Linked DNA regions of Homo sapiens: region 2 is linked to region 1. A link is an interaction called in ENCODE POLR2A ChIA-PET data of the cell type or tissue named here. Cell type or tissue: Panc1. All regions are shown on one strand. Links, peaks and the distances in the headings refer to the core of each region. The heading gives the core; the rest is flanking DNA.

The links. Peaks named below come from ENCODE experiments on the same cell type or tissue, not always from the same donor. Only the 100,000 strongest peaks of a DNase experiment are listed, where the experiment ranks them.
Region 2: POLR2A ChIA-PET joins it to region 1 with 12 read pairs; 3 of 35 experiments call an interaction of 5 or more read pairs at or near these places.

Annotation. Positions count from the first base shown.
Region 1 is chr11:10,120,280-10,130,116 of GRCh38, reverse strand. All of the region lies in intron 2 of SBF2 (SET binding factor 2), which reads left to right. Among named protein-coding and RNA genes, the nearest start is that of SBF2, 170 kb to the left of the region's middle. In Panc1, for the core only: no CTCF peak of the experiment used is centred there; no DNase peak of the experiment used is centred there; H3K4me3 peaks cover 287 bases; H3K27ac peaks cover 5,838 bases.
Region 2 is chr11:9,898,069-9,907,905 of GRCh38, reverse strand. The region is part of intron 16 of SBF2 (SET binding factor 2); the gene reads left to right. All of the region lies in intron 1 of LOC101928008 (a long non-coding RNA gene), which reads right to left. Among named protein-coding and RNA genes, the nearest start is that of LINC02709, 140 kb to the right of the region's middle. RefSeq lists an enhancer at 1,314-1,898. In Panc1, for the core only: no CTCF peak of the experiment used is centred there; DNase peaks (open chromatin) are centred at 1,315, 1,545 and 7,545; H3K27ac peaks cover 8,000 bases.

The DNA.
Region 1 (9,837 bases), core at 1,332-9,331:
TGCTGGTATTACAGGCATGAGCCACTGCGCCTGGCGAGGTGTATTGAAATTTAAGACTATTTTAAGTTTTCCAGTCCCTTTTTGGTTTTTTCTTTTTTAATATTTTGAGATTGGGGTCTCCTTCTTTCACCCAGGCTGGAGTGCAGTGGCATGATCTTGGCTCACTGCAGTCTTGACCTCCTGGGTTCAAATGAGATTCCCACCTCAGCTTCCCAAGTAGCTGGAATTACAGGTATGCACCACCATACCTCATTAATGTTTGTTTGTTTGTTTGTTTAGAGATGGGGGTCTCGCTATGTTGCCCTGGCTGGTCTTGAACTCGTGGCCTCAAGCAACCCTCCTGTTTTGGCCTCCCAAACTGCTACGATTACTGCCTTTTTATTTGATTAAAGACGCTGTCCGTAGGTAAAAAATTTAGAGACATAATTAATATTCACAAGATAATTTTTGGAAAAACTATTTTGGTTTACTTCCCAGAAGATTAGAAACTGAATAATTCTCATGTCTGTGTACAAACCCTATTAGAAGTTAGATGATTCCCAATTAATTGCTTTCAACAAAATTAAAGGAGGATCTAATTAGGTGTGAGCTGATATAAGAGAGCACCTGCCTTACTTATAATTTATTTTTTAGTTTTCTCACTTCCTAAGCACAGCACATGGCTATGTGTTTGATATATAGCTGTTGATTCCTTTGAAGAAAGGAGAGAAAATTGGCCGGGCGCGGTGGCTCATGCCTGTAATCCCAGCAGTCTGGGAGGCCAAGGCAGCAGATCACTTGAGGTCAGGAGTTCGAGACCAGCCTGGCCAACAGGACGAAACCCCGACTCTGCTAAAAATACAAAAATTAACTGGGTGTGGTGGTGCATGCCTGTAATCCCAGCTACTCAGGAGGTTGAGGCAGGAGAATCGCTTGAACTGGGGAGGTCGAGGTTGCAGTAAGCCAAGATCGTGCCACTGCACTCCAGCCTGATGGAGCGAGACTGTGTCTCAAAAAAAAAAAAAAAAAAAAAAAAAGAGAGAAAATTGCGTGCAAATAACAAAACCATTTTTCTCAATGCTTCTTATCACCAAGAAAATGGTAACAAAGGAGTAAGAAATAGTATTTCATGGGAAACATGACTCTTTTAGCCTGTAGTCTAATTGTTTGGATACTATCTACGTTGGTGCAGGTGGAAAGGAATTCCTGTTTTGATAGCTGAATAGAACTAGGTAAGAAAAGAAGCGGGAAAATAAACATGTATTTATTAGCAAATGTGGTTTGAAAGAAAACAAACTTATTTCCCCTACGTGTTTTAAACAGATGAAATGTTTGCAACTTTCTAAATTCACAACTTTTATTTTGTTGAGCATTCTTTTTTCTACAAGTTGAGTTTATAAATTAATAAAACTGCCAAAGTATACTGTTTCTCATTTTCAGTCTGAACAGCAGTATTTTCTTTAGGACCTTGAGGTTTAGTACTGTAGTTTCATCTATTGCCAGAGTCATCAGAGTTTTTAACCAGTGTGTAATGTACAACTACAGATTATTTTTCTTTATCTAGCATATGTTCTTGGGATTAGAGCATGTTGTAAAATAGGCAGGGACTGAAACAGATTGATATTCTGTGGTTACCTTTGTAAAAAATATAATCTCTGCTTTTACTGTTCAAGGAGGCAGAATCATCTTTTCTTACAGGGAAAAGAGGAAGAGGTGTTATTGTTAGTAATGTAAGCATCTGAGTTTGAATTTTACAAAATATTAGCTTTTTGATTAATTTATTCAGTAGTTATTTGAATGCCAAATTTGTGCGCAGTATACTTCTCCCAACTTCTGTGTTTAGGTGCTCTCTATATGGTAGTAGGTAAAACTGATACAATGCCTGACTTCGTGAAGGTAGTGTAGTTAGGAAGACAGCTAAAGAACTGGCAAACAAACAAGTGTGTGTTTAATCGTATTATTTTCTCAAGTTTGTCACCAGTGCGCTGTAGAGTCACCAAAATCGAGTTTCATTTATAATTCAACTTCTCAGAAATTTGCTCAACATCATTTAGGCTAAATAGTATCAGACACTTCTAATAGTAATACTGAATGCTAACCTTTATTGAGTGCTTATGTTCTTTTAACATTCATTATTTTATTTAATGCTCACATAATGTTATAAAGTATAGATACTTTTATTCTTGCCATTTTGCAAGTGAGAAAGAAGAGACTCAGATTAAGTAACTTGCCTAACCTCGTTACTTGCTTAGCCTCATAATTTGCGTAGCCTACTTAGTGGTAGAAGTGGTTTTTATATTGAGTTAGTAACAGCAGATCTTGAGCTCTTAACCACTTGTGTATTCTGTTCTGTATTATTTAGCACTGTGTTAGGCCATATAGGGATATAAAAGAAGCATGACCAAAATCCCTATCTCTTAAGGTGCTTTCGGTCTTATTCCAGTAGATAAAGACAATATATTTAACTGTTAGGTGATGTTAATAGATAAAATTCTAAAAAGTGTAGTCAAATGACATACTTTGACACAAAAGGATTTTTGGATAGAAAATAGAGATAGAGAACCATCAAGTAGAATTATTGGGAAAGACTCCATGGAGAACTGACCCTTAGAAGATGGTTAAGATAAAGATATAGATGGGGAGGTGGACTGTGGAGGCAATGGAGGGATGTTGATGAGATAACAACAATAGAAAAGGATGCATTGGAGGAATTAGCATGACTCTTTTAGAATATTGTGAGGTTAAGACCAGCCTAAAAGAGGAAACAGTTTTGCCCATTCATTCTTTAAACTTTCTTTTGAGAGAGCCAGACACTTTGTCAGTAAATAGTAAAGCATAATATGTGAAAAACATTTCAAACTAATTATGTAGAATCTTTAATTCCAGGTAGTAAGGAATCTGTATTTATTTAATTTTTTAAATTATGATAAAATATGCATACACATAAAATGTACCATTTTAAGTGTTGTAAGTGTACCATTCAGAGGCATTAAGTACATTCACATTGTTGTGCAACTGTTGTTGCTATTCATCTCCAGAACTTTTCCATCATCCGAAACTGAAACACTGTATTCATTTTTTAAAAAACTCTCAATTTCCCTTTGCCCCTACCTCCTGGTAATCTCTGTTCCCTTGTATGTCTCTATGATTTGCCTATTTTAGGTACCCTTTATAAGTAGAATCATGCAATTATTTGATCTCTTGTGTCTTACTTATTTCACTTAGTGTAATGACTTCAAGGGTCATCCATGGTATAGCAAGTATCAGAATTTCTTTCCTTTTTAAACATGAATAATATCCTGATGTATGATTATAGTACATTTTGTTTAACCTATTCATCCATTGATGGACAGTTGGATTACTTTCACTTTTTGGCTATTGTGACTAGTACTGCCATAAGCATGGATAGACAAATATCTGTTTGAATTTCTGGTGTCAGTTCTTTTGGATATATACCCAGAAGTAAAATTGTTGGATTGTATGAAATTTTGTGTTTAATTTTTCAGTATTTATTTACTAAATATAATATTTTATTCCCACCTGTTTAATGTTGCTTGCTTACATCTATTCTTTTTCATTCCTGCATGTATTATATATTATAGCTAGACCAGATTACAGATCACATGCTCCATATTTTCCAGCCTTCTATTGCTGTAGTCATCTGGCTTGTTCCCTTTGCCTTCCTCTTTCCTTCTTGATCTGTCAACACATTGACCATTTATCAAGATCTAAATACCATTCCTTTGATACATAATAGAGTTCAACGGTGACAGTAAATTAGAAAACCAAAATATAATTGATAATGAAACTCCAAAAATGAACAAATTAGGTATACCCTAAAGAAGCCTAAGAAAAAAGAGAAAGAAAACAATAATATACAGTATTAGGGTTGAGAAAAGCAGTATAACCACAGATTTAGATAGTACCAAAAATGATAAAACATTTTGTGCAGTTTTAAACATACACAGTTATTAAATCTAGATGAGACAATTACATTTTAAAATAAAATATAAAGTATCAGAATGAAACTTGAGAGAGAAAACCTGAACAAACTGATAACGATGGATGAAGTGAAAAGGACTGTTAAAAACTAAGTAACCAAGATTCACATCACCAGTAATAAGTCATGTGGATAGAATGTACCTCCCAATATGATGCAATGAGAAGATCACTTCACCTTTGTGGTATCCTTCCCCTAAATCCGTAACACAGTCTAGGCATGAGAACACAGAAAATAAACCCAAATTTTGGAACATTCTACAAAATTTCTGACTCATACTTTTTAAAATTGCCAAGTTTATGGGAAAAAAAGAAAAGACTGAGAAATTATCACAGAGCAGAGGAGGACAATTAAAGAGTCATGATGCTAAATGCAGTATAGTGTCCTGGAACAGAAAAGGACATTAGTGGAAACACTGGGGAAATCTGGATAGAGTCTGTAGCTTAGTTGATAGTATTATACTAATGCTAACTTCTTAGTTCAAACAACTGTACCCTGTCTCTAAGATGTTAACATAGGAGGATGCTGAGTGAAGGGTATATAAGGACTGTATTCTATATTTACAATTTTCTTTAAATCTAGAGTTGTTAAAGATATGACAGACAGACACACATATAAAAGGCAGGAGGCTATGTAGTTTTATAGACTTACTGCCCTTTCTAGTGTCGTTCATTAACAAGTAACTGAAAATTCTTAAATTACTATTAAAACTATTTCCAAATATTAAAAATATAGAAAGCATCTCACTGTATTATATGAAGGTGGCATTACTTCAGTACAAAAAAAACTTAATGAAGATAGCAAAAAAGGGAAAATATGGTTGCAAAAATCCTAAGCAAAGTATTAGAAAATCGAATCTCGTAGTCTGTTGAGAGAGTAATATGCTATGTAGTTTTCATTTGAGATGTACAGTATGTTTCATTATAATGAAATATATCAATATAATTCATTACATATTGAAAGAGTAAAACTGCATAATCATACTATTCATGGTAAAATTCTAAGTAGAATTTTTTTTTTTTTTTTTTTGAGACACAGTCTCTCTCTTGTCACCCAGGCTGGAGTGCAGTAGCGAGATCTCGGCTCACTGCAACCTCCGCCTCCCGGGTTCAAGCAATTCTCCTCCTGCCTCAGCCTCCTGAGTAGCTGGGATTACAGGCACCTGCCACCACGCCCGGCTAATTTTTGTACTTTTAGTAGAGACGGGGTTTTGCCATGTTGGTCAGGCTGGTCTCCAACTCCTGACCTCAGGTGATCCGCCTGCCTCGGCCTCCCAAAGTGCTGAGATTACAGGCGTGAACCACCACGCCCAGCCAGAAAATTTTTTTAATCTGTGGAAAATAGATGAGTATATATATTTTTTTGTTTTTATTTTTTCACAGTGCAGAGATGGAGATGACCTTCCTCAGTTAATGAGAAAGCCCAGGTGCTTTAAAGGAATAACATTGTGATAGCTCTATCTACAAATAAATTAAATGTCAGGAAATTTTCACACATTAGAAAAATGACTCTCATGAAAATACAGAATGAACATGTGTCAAAAACTCATTCAACATTTTAATTAAAGTAGGAACCAGTAAGATAATAAAACTTGATATTAGAGCATTTGAATAATAGGGACTTATATAGTTCACCTTTCCAGGAAAATTGAAAAATGATGCCTTCAGAATAATATTGATTAGATACAAATTTGGTTAATTTTCTAAAAAGTTATAAAACGGTAACCTTTGGGTTTCTGCTTTCTCTAGGACGGAAATGTACAAGTTACATGGAACTTCACAGTGTCTAGACTCTAATCAGATAGAGTAAGTAGGCAGGTTAACAGTTTTCTAGTATGCCATTGGAAGGATAAATTTTCTTAATGTTAGTGTACTGTGGTAGATACTGTCAACCAAGTTAAAAGATACAAAGGTTGATTACCTTGATCAAAAACACCTTAGAACTTAATAGTAAAACTAAACAACAACCAAAAAAATACAAACTGTCAGTTCACTGAAGAAACACATATTGCCAGAAACCATGAGAAGCTGCCTGCAATCTCAGTCATAATTTTTTAAAGGCAATCTAAAATAAAAGTGAATGAAGATTTTGGCTATCAGGTTGGCCAAACCATAAAATGTTTCTATAACTAACTATTAGTGTTAGGCTGTTCATATTCACACTTTAATAGTGAGATTCTAATTTGTTATAAGCATATTCATTGGTGTTTCTTGGAATAGCAAAATACTGAAAACCGTCTCAGTAGTCTTGTTGTTAGGTAAATACACCATGTTTGAGAAGTGTAGAAAAGAATGACATTGTTAAGTGAGAAAAGCAAGATGTGGACAAATGTACATTTTTATTTTAAAAAGCTATTATTACATGTGTATGTTTATACCTAGGTCTGAATAATGCAGACAATAAAGCTTATTTATGTTAGTGGAAGTAAGGAAAATATTTTTCTTTTTTTTTTTGTAAGGAAGACTTTATAGTCAAGACTAGGGGAGAGAGATTAAACTCGACTCTGAATACAACAGGAACTAGTGGAGATCTATAACCATTAGGCACTGTTAGGAAGTAGATTTCTCTCTCTTTTTTCAAGTAGGGATAAGTGATTTTAATTTTTGTATTTTTAAAAAGAATTTTAAAAATATGAATACAAAAACTTAAATATCACATTCTCTTGGTAGATTTTTTATTGTCGGGATTTATAAAACTACCCAGATAACAGGGAAATCCTTCAGTTTTTCCTAGTAATGTTAAAGACAGATAAAGTAGAACAAGTGATTAGAGTATACAGTACCTCAAAGTGTCTGTCATAAATAAACTACTTAGAGGAATGAATATTTTGTACTCAAATAAATTGCAAGTATTTGTGAGCTGAACCCTATGTTTCCCTTCTTATTCCTGTTTCTGTTTGTCGAACTCTTCCTCCCTGACTTTCTCTTTCAAAGATGAGCATACATGGATTCATTTCGGTTTTGTAGTGTTTTGTGACACTCTAACCCTGATGTTTCCTTCAGTAGGGAAAATCAGAAGGGTTTTCTATAGTTGAGCCAGGTGATTGGAGTGGTGAAACCAAGCAGGGAGAGGTAAAGCCAAAGTAAGAGCTGCCTGTGTGGTGACTCATGAAATGGTTGAGGTTTGAATAGCTTTTGGCAGAAAGCAGAAGAAAAACGGAGACAAGGTATGGGTGTGTATGTGTGTGTGTAACTACATGCTGTACAAGCTATGCATATTTCTGAGAGCACATACTAATATAATTTAACCTTTGATGACTAAGGCTATTCTATAGAGTTTCAATTCTTGTAATCTACTCTAGTAAATGATGCATACAAGTAATGTGTAAGTGTGCAGGTATGAAGGGCTGACCTAGCCTACTGTGCGTGCTGAGACTCCCGTGTCTCCATCTTCACCCCCAGTGTAAATGCATTTGTTATAAATTGGAAAATGACTAGTTGAATTTGCTAGAATTATGTGTAAACTAATAGTATCTAATAACTGAGTGAGTGTCAAATGATTCTCCTATGAGGAAAATCAAGTGCCTTTTAATAAAGATTTGTGATATCTAATTTTAGTTTTTTATAGTTTGCTTGTTTGGCCTACTTTTAGGACCTTGGCTGTGTGCCACATAATTGAGGGTGTTGAACAAGTGAGATGTTGGAAAAGTCTCATAATTCAAATATTAAGCAAGTTTTTAGGGCCTGTTCTGAGTTCTAGCTGTGCACTCTAAAATACATAAATATATATTAGTCCCCACTTAGCTGAGGAGTATATGTTCGAAGACTCCCACCCTGAAACTGTGGACAGTACCCACTTGATTGCCATCAGTTGGAATACATTTTTATTCCTGTCTTCCACCCACAAATTTAATGCCTTTTTCATCTTAACTAAACACTTACTATATACACTGTAGCTGTAACTTTGGCAGTTTGAGGTGTGACAGCAACATTAGCATGAATTTCTTTTTCCTTCTTCACAATGTCATGGGTAGAAGATTTATTCCTACCATAGATCATAGCAGCCTAAGCATATGATTTTTTTCTTTCCTTATTCACTTGAGAATTTTCACTTTTACACTTAAAGGAAGCACTTTATGGCTTCTCTTTGGCATATCTGAATTGCCAGCATCACTACTCTTGTACTTTGGGGACATTACTAAGTAAAATAAGGGTTACTTGAACACAAACCCTGTAATACTTCAGCAGTCATCATAACCAGGATGGTACTAAGTGAGTAACAGGTGGGCAGATAGCATACACATTGTGGATTCACTGGACAAAGGAGTGATTTCTGTCCGAGGCTGGATGGAGTGGTGACAGATTTCATCACACTATGCAGAATGGTATGAAATTTAAAACTTATGAATTATTTATTTCTAGAATTTTCTGTTTAATATTTTCAGATCTGAAGGCACAGAAAATGAAACTGTGGGTAAAAGAGGACAACTGTAATTTATTCTACAGGTTCCCAAGTAAATGCTTGGCTTGTACAAAAGCATATTTTTATATCAATGTTGGTTGTTTTTGTTTCTAAAAATTGTCAGTCTTAGGTGAAATAGGGGATCAGCTGCTAGTCATATGTAAAATTGGTTTCGAGAATACTAGCCCTGCATACCTCTGCCTTGTAGCTAAGTCTTAAGGCTTTATCCCATCCTCCTTACCATGTGGTGGTGGGAGGGGGATATATCTTTCCTTTAACAGTGTTAAGACTTCATACATAAATGTCCCTGGGAGAAATAAAAAATGTTCCTCAAGTCATATTAAATCCTTTCTTAAGAGCAGAATTGGATTGAAAGAATATAGAAAAAGGAGAGATTGGAGAGATTTCAAAGACAGAAGCAGGCTGTCTTAGATGGAAGAAGCAAACCAGTCTTACTTGAAAGTTTTGTCTCTCATCTAATTGTATTTCAACCATTACCTATCTATGCATTATCTTCTGAGTGCTGATCCCGTATTTCTGACTGGATGTTATTATGTGGATGTTTCTTAACATCACTAATCATTAGAGAAATGCAAATTAAAACCACAATGAGATGTCACACCGCACCCATTAGGTTGGATACTATTAAACAAACAAACAAACAAAAAACAGGCGGGGCGTGATGGCTCAAGCCTGTAATCCCAGCACTTTGGGAGGCCGAGGCAGGTAGATAACTTGAGGACAGGAGTTCGAGACCAGCCTTGCCAACGTGGTGGAACCTCGTCTCTACCAAAAATATAAAAAATTAGCCGGGCATGGCTGGGCACGGTAGCTCACGCCTGCTAGCTCCCAGCACTTTGGGAGGCCGAGGCAGGTGGATCACAAGGTCAGGAGTTCGAGACCAGCCTAATCAACATGGTGAAACCCCATCTCTACTAAAAATACAAAAATTAGCTGGGCGTGGTGGCACACGCCTGTAATCCCAGCTACTCAGGAGGCTGAAGCAGGAGAATCGCTTGAACCCGGAGGCGGAGGTTGCAGTGAGCTGAGATCACGCCACTGCACTCCAGCCTGGGTGACAGAGCGAGACTCTGTCTCAAAAAAAACAGAAGAAAAAACAAACAGAAAACAACAAGTGTTACTGAGGATGTGGATTAAATTAGACCCTTTTGCCCTATTAGCAGGAATGTAACATGGTACAGCCATTGTGGGAAACAGTATGAAGGGTCCTTAAAAAATTAAAACTAAAAATTAAAAAAATTATATTTACTGAATGATTCAACAATTCCACTTTTGGGTGTACTTCCAGAAGAACTTCAAGGAGAATTGCAAAGATATTTGCACACCCATATTCATTGCAGCATTATTTACTGCAGCCAAGAAGTAGAAGCAACCCAGATGTCTGTCAGTAGAATAAAGAAAATGTGGTATATACATTCAATAGAATATTATCCAGC
Region 2 (9,837 bases), core at 965-8,964, 220 kb after region 1:
TCAGTTTCATTATCAACAAAAAGGACATAATTACAGTACCTATCTAATCGAGATGTTGTGAAGATTAAATGAAATAATATCTGTAAATTCATACTTCAAATATGTGTGATACTTAGTAAACACTTAATAAGTGCTAACTAATTATTACCATATGCCAGGTGCAGTGTTCTAGTTTCCAGGCATATAAAGTTAAAAGTGACTTGGTCCATTCACTCAAATAACTTAAAATAAAGCTTGATATTATTTGTCAAGCCTAGCATTCACCTTCTATTGCAATGGGAGTCATTGTGCATATAAATAACAGTGGTATTCAAAACTGTGGTACATCCTTTATGGTTTTGTAGGTTTATTTAATGTTAAAATATAACTTGAAGCTGAAACTGTAATAAAAAAATCCTTTTGCCTATTTTTTGCTTAACATTGTACTTGGAAAGAAGGGAGAAATATGGGGGCATGCATATGAAAATACCAAGGAGAAAGCATGTAAATGACAAACCAAAGCATGGATGGGCTTCCTCAACCGTATTAGATATGGTAGGAGTAAGTATGATGTGGAATAGAAGGTGATAAATAAAATAGGTTGACTAAAGCAGCAGCTTGTGGCAGGGGCCCATATGGTCGGGTGGGTAGAGAGGTGGATCCGTACCGAGAAGGGCTAATAAGCCTGGCAGAAGAGTTTGGTCATTATTCTATAATGGTCAGAAAATAGCTGAATTTTTGAATAGGAGAGTAATGTGATACAGAGAGGAATTTGTGTTTTTAATTTTTGTCCTTATGTAGAAGATGCAAATGTTTTCAGTGTTTTGGGCAATTCAAAAAAACTTTTTTCTGAGCTGTGTCTAATCTAAACTCTAAAGGAAAGTCAGTTCTGTAACACATTGTTCCTTTCAATCTAGTTTTTTCTTTAATGTTTAAATATAACATTTTTTAGAGATTCCAGAGTTTTATCAAACTGGAATGTTGGCAACAACAGTTCAAAGGTATCTAGGTTAAAAGTACGAAGTAATTGAGGATAATGGGAAATTAAGATTGCAGGGCTCACTCTTCAATTGTAGCAGGAAAATTAAAGGTAAATTACAAAGCAAAGTTCAGAATAAAACATGTATCAGTATTCAAGACCTTGCAAGTTTATAAAATGTCTGGTATGTTTATTACTACAATGCTATTATTTGGCCAAAGCACAGGGGACTTCAGATTGTGTATTTATGGACTGATTCCCCAACAGATAACCACACAATTCTGGAATGCGGTTGCTGTGTCAATAGTTGTAGACTTATTGTTGTAAATTTTTTCCCTCTTTCAACCTAATTAACTTAGAATGTCTCTAACGTGATTTGCAAAGAATTTTTTATTTATATTTTGCAATCAGCATTTGAGCAGCACACAGGTTTGAGACATGCACTACAATGAGTAAACATTTTGTAAGATAATAAATAGTGCCCACTAGTCTAAATGTTTTATGATTGCCTGTTCCCTGCTAATTGGTCATGGATTGAAATTCCCCATTGTTTAATTTTTTTAATTTGTGGAAAATTATTATAAATGAGTGTGTAGGGCTTCATATCACAGCTGTTGTCATTTAAAGTTTGGACAGTGTCATTACAAATGAAGCCCTGCTGTGAAATCAAAGTCAAAAGGCATCTTGGCATCCCAACCATTTCCTTGGGAGAAGATTACAGCTCAAGTCTGTTGAACTTTATTGCCTTGGGCCTCATGACAGTCTTCAGAAACATGCAAGGCATTTCTGTTAAAGAAATTCAGATGTGCTAGGACACAGATGACATTCTTGTGCATAGCAGTGTCCTAAGGGGGTGAGGAATAAGTCAGGAAGAAAAAGATGATTCATACTTTTTGCTGCATTCTGGGATTATTATATATAATCCATAGAGAGGATGGAGACCTTGCAGAGATACCACATAGGAAAAAGGTGCGGTGTTTTCCTACATGGCCTGACTGTATTTTAAAATAAAAACCTAAACACGACTCCAAGGTAATGACTGCCTTCAAAGTAATATTTTAGTTGATTTTAATATTCTCTTTGAAGGAAGTTCTCATTGACTCATATTTCTTTTCTCCCTCTCCTTTCTCACACACATTCATTTCCAGAGGTTTGACTGAGGGAGAGCTGCTACTGAGTTTTAACAGTCACTCTTTTTATATGTAAAACTCATGTTCTTGAATTTAAAACAAAAGATTACTTGTTCTGACTTAAAAATCTATCTAACCAGTAACTGGGCTCCAACAAAGGTCCCCACAGAGACATCATAAAAGAACATCATTGTCCTCTAATTTAAGGATGTATCTTATTCAGCCATGAATTTATCTCATCCCTTTAAAATGTGTTCTTATTTGTCATCCCTATTTCCTCCTGGGATAAAGAGATTCCTGAGTTCATTAGCTACAGCATGCCTGGCACATAGTAGATACTCAATAAATATTTGTTGAGTAAATGAAAATCGTTATTCAAAGGAAAATCCTGATTACGCTCAATGTTAATTCTGGAAATCCAAGACCTAGTAAGATCATTTGTTCTACTGTTCTTTCAGCTTTGTATGACATTCAAAAAGGCATATCACTCATTCAACAACTTGCCATAAATATTGATAACTGCTTCTTAATAAAAATGCCATTAAATTGCTTATAATCTAGTGAAGAGACATACAAGTAAATAGATAATCACAATAGAGTGTGATATGCTAAGCATTTCCTAGCCTCAGTGATAATAACATTTATTGAGTACTTTCTATGTACCAGGTACAATTTTAAGTATTTTACATGCATTAATGATTTCTAACTTAATTGCATTGTGAGCTGACAACTCTGTCTATATGATTCAAAACATTTTGAAATTTACTGATAGTTTTTTGTTTTGTTTTGTTCTTGAGACAGGGTCTTGCTTTGTCACCCAGGCTGGAAGGCCACGTGATACAATCATGGCTCACTGTAGCCTCCACCTGCTCGGCTCAAGTGATTCTCCCATCTCTGCTTCCCAAGTATCTGGGAGTACAGGCACATGACACCACACCCAACTAATTTTTAATAATTTGTAGAGATGAGCTCTTACTATCACTCAGGCTGGTCTTGAACTCCTGAGCTCAAGCAATCCTCTCACCTCGGCCTCCCAAAGTTCTGTGATTATAGGTGTGAGCCACCATACCCAGCCCTGATACTTATTTTATGGACCAGTATGAGGTCAATTTTTTTAAATCCATGTGAACAGTTCTGGGTACAGTGTTAGAAAGTGCAGTGTCCATTAGAGCAAGCAAGTTTTTGTATACAGTGTTCTATACATATCTATTAGCTCTAACGTTTACAGTATTTCTTTTAATCTTCAATATGATGACTGATTTTTCTACCTGCTTGAACTATCAGTTACTGAGAGAGGTATATTAAAATATTTTAGCATGATTGTAAATTTATCTGTTTTTCCTTTTACATCTGTCAGTTTTTGCTTTGTATACTTTGAGGCTAAGTTATTAGGTTTATATACATTTAAATTGTTATAGCTTTCTGGTAGATTGAGCTATTTATTATTATGTAGTGCTTCATTTTATCCCTAGTAATGCATTTTGCCTTAAAGAGTATTTTATATTCTGATTATTAATATAGCTACCCCAACTTCTTTTGGTATTTGCCTGGTACATATTTTTTCATCCTTTAAATTTCGTGTATCCTTAAGTTTTATATATATATATGTTGTTTATAAGCAACAAATATTTAGATTCTGTTTTTAGATTCAGTGTCAATCTTTGTTTTTTTAACCAGAACATTTGGTCCATTTGTGTTATTGTATTTGTATTTGTTACAAGTAGTTAGACAGGCATGAGCGGGGCAGGAGAAAGCTGTCCCCCACCCTCTAGGAATGTCAGGTGATAGTTGGGCAGTTATCACTTTGCCTCTCTAAAAGTGATAAATTGGCAGCTGGCACCAGGGAGAGTCCATTTCCTGATTGTCCACACCTGGTACACTAAAGTGTTAATTGAATGCAGGCACCAGGGAGAAGCAACTTCCTGGGCATGAGCATTAAGAGACAAAATGGCAGAGTATGACCTCCCAGGGGCACACCACCCAAAAAGGGAAGAAAGCCACAGATGGGCGTGCATACAACTTCCTAAACACACTGCGCATGCTCACCTCCCAAGTGTAAGGAGGGCACTGCACTTATGAGTAGCCCAGCCTAAGGGAAGAATCATGGGAAAGGGGCCAGCGTATAAATAAAGTCCTAGGATCAAGGTTAAAATGGCACTTGACCTTCACGTGCCCGCTTGGGTCTCTTCCAAGCATTATTTCATTTCTTTCCCGTTCTAAAGCTTTTTAAAATAAACTTCCACTCCTGCTCTGAAACTTGCCTCGGTCTCTTTTTATGCCTTATGCCCCTCAGTCCAATTCTTTCTTCTGAGGAGGCAAGAATTGAGCTTGCTGCAGACGCATATGGATTCACCATCAGTAATACCTTGGATACCTTGACTGGTAACATATTTGGTGCTGTGAGACTCAGATATTTGCCACCACTAACACATTTATTCCTACCATCTTATTTTTTTTCTTTTTCTGATTGTTTCCCTTTTCTTTTTCTTTTTTTTTGAGACGGAATCTTGCTCTGTCGCCCAGGCTGGTGTGCAGTGGCACGATCTTGGCTCACTGCAAGCTCTGCCTCCCGGGTTCACGCCCTTCTCCTGCCTCAGCCTCCCTAGTAGCTGGGACTACAGATGCCTGCCACCACACCTGGCTAATTTTTTGTATTTTTTAGTAGAGACGGGGTTTCACTGTGTTAGCCAGGATGGTCTTGATCTCCTGACCTCGTGATCCGCCTGCCTCAGCCTCCCAAAGTGCTGGGATTACAGGCGTGAGTCACCGCGCACGGCCAATTGTTTCCCTTTTCTGAGTTTCTTTTTCCACTTCTTTTTTGTTTTCCCTTGGGTTCAGGTTTGTTGTTTTTTTTTTTTATTTTCCTATTATTCCATTTTTTCCTCCACTAGTTTGGAAGTTGCAACCCACTCTATTTCTGTTTCTTTCATGATAATACAGAAATTCTTAAAGGCTTACTTAATTTATCAAAATCTATCAAAATCTAACTCCAATCCACTCCCTTAGAAAGTCTATGCTACCATGGTTGTATAGTTTAGTTGTATCTTAACTTTCTTTGCTATCAAAAGACAGTATTGTCATTGTTTTATACAGTCAATGTGTGTTTAGATTTACCTACATATTTATCTCTTTTTTGGCTCAGTTATCTTCTTACATCTCAGACTTTCTATCTGGTGTCATAGATGGCTTTAGAGATCCCAGGATTATTGTCATTCTTGTTAATTGAAAAATCAAATCTGTAAAATATTTTAAAGAGGCTTATTCTGAGCCACTAGGAGTGACCACAGCCCGGTAGTTGGGTTGCAGTTTAATTTTATATATTCTAGGGAGACAGAAATTGTAGGTAAAATCATAAATCAATACATGGAAGGTGTACCTTGGTTCGTCCTAAAGAGGTGGGATATCTTGTGGGGTGGTGGCTTACAGGTCATAGGTGGATTCAAAGATTTTCTGATTGGCTACTGATTGAAAGAGTTAAGCTTTGTATAAATACTTGATGTCAGTAGAGTAGAAAGAAATGCTTGAGTCAAGATAAGGGAGTTGTGGAGGTCAAAGCCCTTATTATGTAGATGAAGCCTCATAGGTAGTAGCCCTCAGAGAGAATAGATGGTACATGTCTCTTTTTAGACCATAAAAGTGTCAGACTCCCAGCTAATCTCTCCCACAGCTGAGAAAGTCCTAGAAAGGGAAGGCCTGGCTGCATTAATGGAGATTCTTTACAGATGCAGATTTCTCCCACAACAGATGACTTTGCAGGGCCATTTCACAATATGTCAAAGAAAAATATTTTGATTTCCTTCAGGGTCTTCTATCTATCATGTGATGCTGTATCAGAATCAGGTTGGAAAGGAAGCTGCTTTATGCTGGGATAATTTTAAAAACCTGTTTTCATGCCTATGATCCCAGCACTTTGGGAGGCCAAATGTGGGAGGATCACTTGAGTTCAGGAGTTTGATTCCATCCTGGCCAGTAAGGTGAAACCCCATCTCTACAAAAAATACAAAAATTACCTGGGCGTGGTAGCACATGCCTGTATTCCCAGCTATTCAGGAGGCTGAGGTGGGAGGATCACCTGAGCCCAGGAGGTCGCAGCTGCAGTGAGCGCACACTGCACCACAGCACTCCAGCCTCCAGAGTGAGACCCTGTCTCAAAATATAAAAATTTAAAAAAAACCCATTTAATGAGATTTTATGGTTTATAGGGTATGACTTAACCCCTGCCTTGCATGGCCTTAGGTCGTGTTTATAATCTGGTATCTTATTGCCACAAAGAGTCTGTTTTGTCAGATCTGTAATTTTACCTAAACACCAAAAGGGAGAGGGCGTAATGGGGCGTGTCTGACCTCCCTTCCTGTTATGGCCAGGAATTCAGTTTTTCAGGTTTCGCTGGGATCCCTTTGGCCAGGGGTCTATTCATTTGGTTGTAGGGCTCAGGATTTCATTTTTGGTTTATATTCTTCTAATGGACTTCCTCCCTTTAGCAAGTGCTAGTCTTTTTGTCCTATCCCTTGAGTCTCTTGAGTTCACAACTAATACTAAAATTTGCTCACCACCAGTTCCTAAGTTAAAATTTAGCTTCAGTGCTCTGTTTATCTTTCCAAGTTTCTACTTATATTTTGGTCTGCATATTCCTTGCTTTCTTGCCAATTTATTGCATTGTATTAAAGATTTTAAAATATTTTATCTATCATTTAAAATTATTTTTAGAAAAATTGCCTTTCAGATTATGAAAACAACCATAAGTCAAGAAATAAAAATCCATAAGTAAATTTTAAAATGATCTTTTGGGCTGGGTGTCATGGCTTATGCCTGTAATCCCAGCATTTTGAGAGGTGGAGGCAGAAGGAAGCAGGAGTCCAAGACCAGCTTGGACAACATAGTGAAACCCTGCCTCTACAAAAAAAAAATTAAAAATTAGCTGGGTGCGGTGATGCGTGCCTGTAGTCCCAACTACTTGGAAGGCTGAGGCAGGAGGATCGCTTGAGCCCAGGAGTTCAGGGCTGCAGTAAACTATGATTGTGCCACTGCACAGCCTAGGCAACAGAGCAGGATCCTGTCTAAGAACATTTAAAAAAAATTTTTTTAAATGATCTTTTTGTTATAAATAAAGTTTCAGTGCCGCAAAAGAAATAGCACTCAAATATAAAATTGTCTTTTTCTCAGCAAGGCAAGTTACTTCTATAGAAGGGTGCACCCTTACAGATGGAGCAATGGTGAGCTCACACTTGGACAAGGGAAGGGAAGGGGTTCTTATCCCTGACGCACGTGGCCCCTGCTGCTGCGTCCTTCCCCTATTGGCTAGGGTTAGACCGCACAGGCTAAACTAATTCCGATTGGCTAATTTAAAGAGAGTGACAGGGTGAGTGGTTTGGTGGGAAAAATGGTTATGCAGGGTGGAGAATGAGTCAGGGCGGAGCAGGTATCACATAATTGGAATGAGTCAGGGCGGAGCTGGTAACTGGAATGAGTCAGGGTGGAGCAGTAATCGAAAAAGGTTGCTTTATGAGGAAGTTAAGTTTAAAAGTAGAAGGCAAAGAATTGAACATACTGACATATTGATTCTTTAAAATGAAATTTAGAACTCGTATCTAACATTTTGGTTGGAATTCTTTCATAGGATTTTTGATGATCTTAAATCATCATTTTCCAAAATATATTCTACAACTGCTTTCTTTTAAAATACTCAGTGAAACTGGGTTTACAAATGCTGTATACCGAATTCCCTTCATGGAGTCACAGTTTAAAATCCTGCCAAATCCTGTTTTTTTTTTTTAAAAAAAAAAAAAAAGAAGAAAAGGAAAACCTTGTTTAATTTTGTTTACCCAGCATTTCCCCAATTCCCCCCAAGTAACAGCTATCAGTACTCTACAGAGCTAGTATTAGCAGAATAGTTTAAAGAGCTCTCCCCACTCATCCTCCCCTCACCATAAAAATAGGAAGTCCTGAGTCTTCCTTGCAGAACCAAGCTGCTTTTTCCTCATATGTTATATCTGATGATATCATCAGGGATCTTGCTGTTTAATATAAATTCTAGATATTTGCTTTTTATGATGTTTTCAGGGTCTAACCATGCCTTAGAAATGGGGACCATATTGACTACCAGACGTATCTCAGAGTCCTCAGTCTACTAGTGATCTTTCTTTTTCCTCTCTCTCCTCCATTGGAGTTTCCCTTTTAGTGTACTTGGGACCCTTCTAATTCTCAAGAATCAAAGGATTGGATAAAATCTCACCGTTCATCTAGTTGAGCCCTGTTGAGATTCATTAAACAATAAATTTAGATGTAATAACTCTTCAAGTGGCTTTTTTTTTTTTTTGACAGTGTCTCTCTGTGTCACCCAGGCTGGGGTGTCACGGCATGATCATAGTTTGCTGCAGCCTCAAACTCCCAAGCTCAAGCGATCCTCCCATCTCAGCCTCCCAAGTAGCTGGGACTACATGCATGCACCATCATACCTGGCCAGTTTTTTTTTTTTTTTTAATTTTTTGTAGAAGCAGAGTCACCCTATATTGCCCAGGCTGATCTTAAACTCCTGGGCTCAAGCAGTCCTCCTGCCTTGGCTTCCCAAAGTGCTCAGATTATAAGTATGAACCACCACACCCAGCCCAAGTGACTATTTTATTGCTCTCCTTTCCAACCTTGAAGATTTATAGTCAGGGCCTTTTGTTTTATTCTACTCACCTGTTCTCTAATAATTTCAGAAATCACCAGTGACCTCTTATATTCATCAGTTTCTCATGTTTTTGTTGTTGTTTTTTTTTTAATCTTTATTTTACTAAACTTCCTCTAAAGCATGTAACACTGTTGGTCATTTCCTCTTAACATCTGTGATACCATTCTCACCAGTTCTCCTTCCCCATCTTGATTTTCCTCTCTGCCTTTATATAAATACATATCTTTCCCAAGTTTCTGTCCTTAGCCCCTTTTTCTCATTGTTCTCCTTATGTTTATTCCTTTATTTATTCACTTATTCATTTCTCCAATAAATGTTTATTCAATAGGATGAATTAGTTAAAATATTATTTTTAGCATAATATAGGAAGCTTGAGCCTATCTTTTACTTTTTTATTTTTAACTGGGTCACAGAATGTGAGCCATATGAGAATGACTTTTTACTGCTGAGATTTATCTTATAATCCTTTTTTTAAAAGACAGGTCTCACTCCGTTGCCCAGGCTGGAGTGCAATGGCACCATCTGAGTTCACTGCAACCTGTGCCTCCCAGGTTCAAGCGATTCTCCTGCCTCAGCCTCCTGAGTAGCTGGGACTACATGCACAGGCCACTGTGCCCAGCTAGTTTTTGTATTTTTTGTAAAGACAGGGTTTCACCATGTTGCCCAGGCTGGTCTTGAACTCCTGAGCTCAGGTGATCCACCCGCCTCTGCCTCCTAAAGTGCTGGGATTACAGGTGTGAACCACCGTGCCCAGCCTTATAATCCATTATTGTTTCAGTAGTCATTGCAATAGAACATGCAGTAAATTCTAAACTGTTTTTCAGAATTGACAATACATGAAATTCAATTGAAAACTCTTTTAGCTGATCCTAGTACCAAAAGCACTCAGGCTAGAAAGACTAGCTTTAGACTAGATGGCCACTTCTAGGCTAAGCTCTTGAAAGAAAGTTTCTTCCTTTTTCCTCAGGGCAGTACTACGCCCTCCCCATCCGCAGCAGTAGTTTGAAATAGGCAAAGATTATCTTTGCCTATTTCCCTTCTGACTCTTCCTCACTTCTGACTTTCCCTTCTGACTC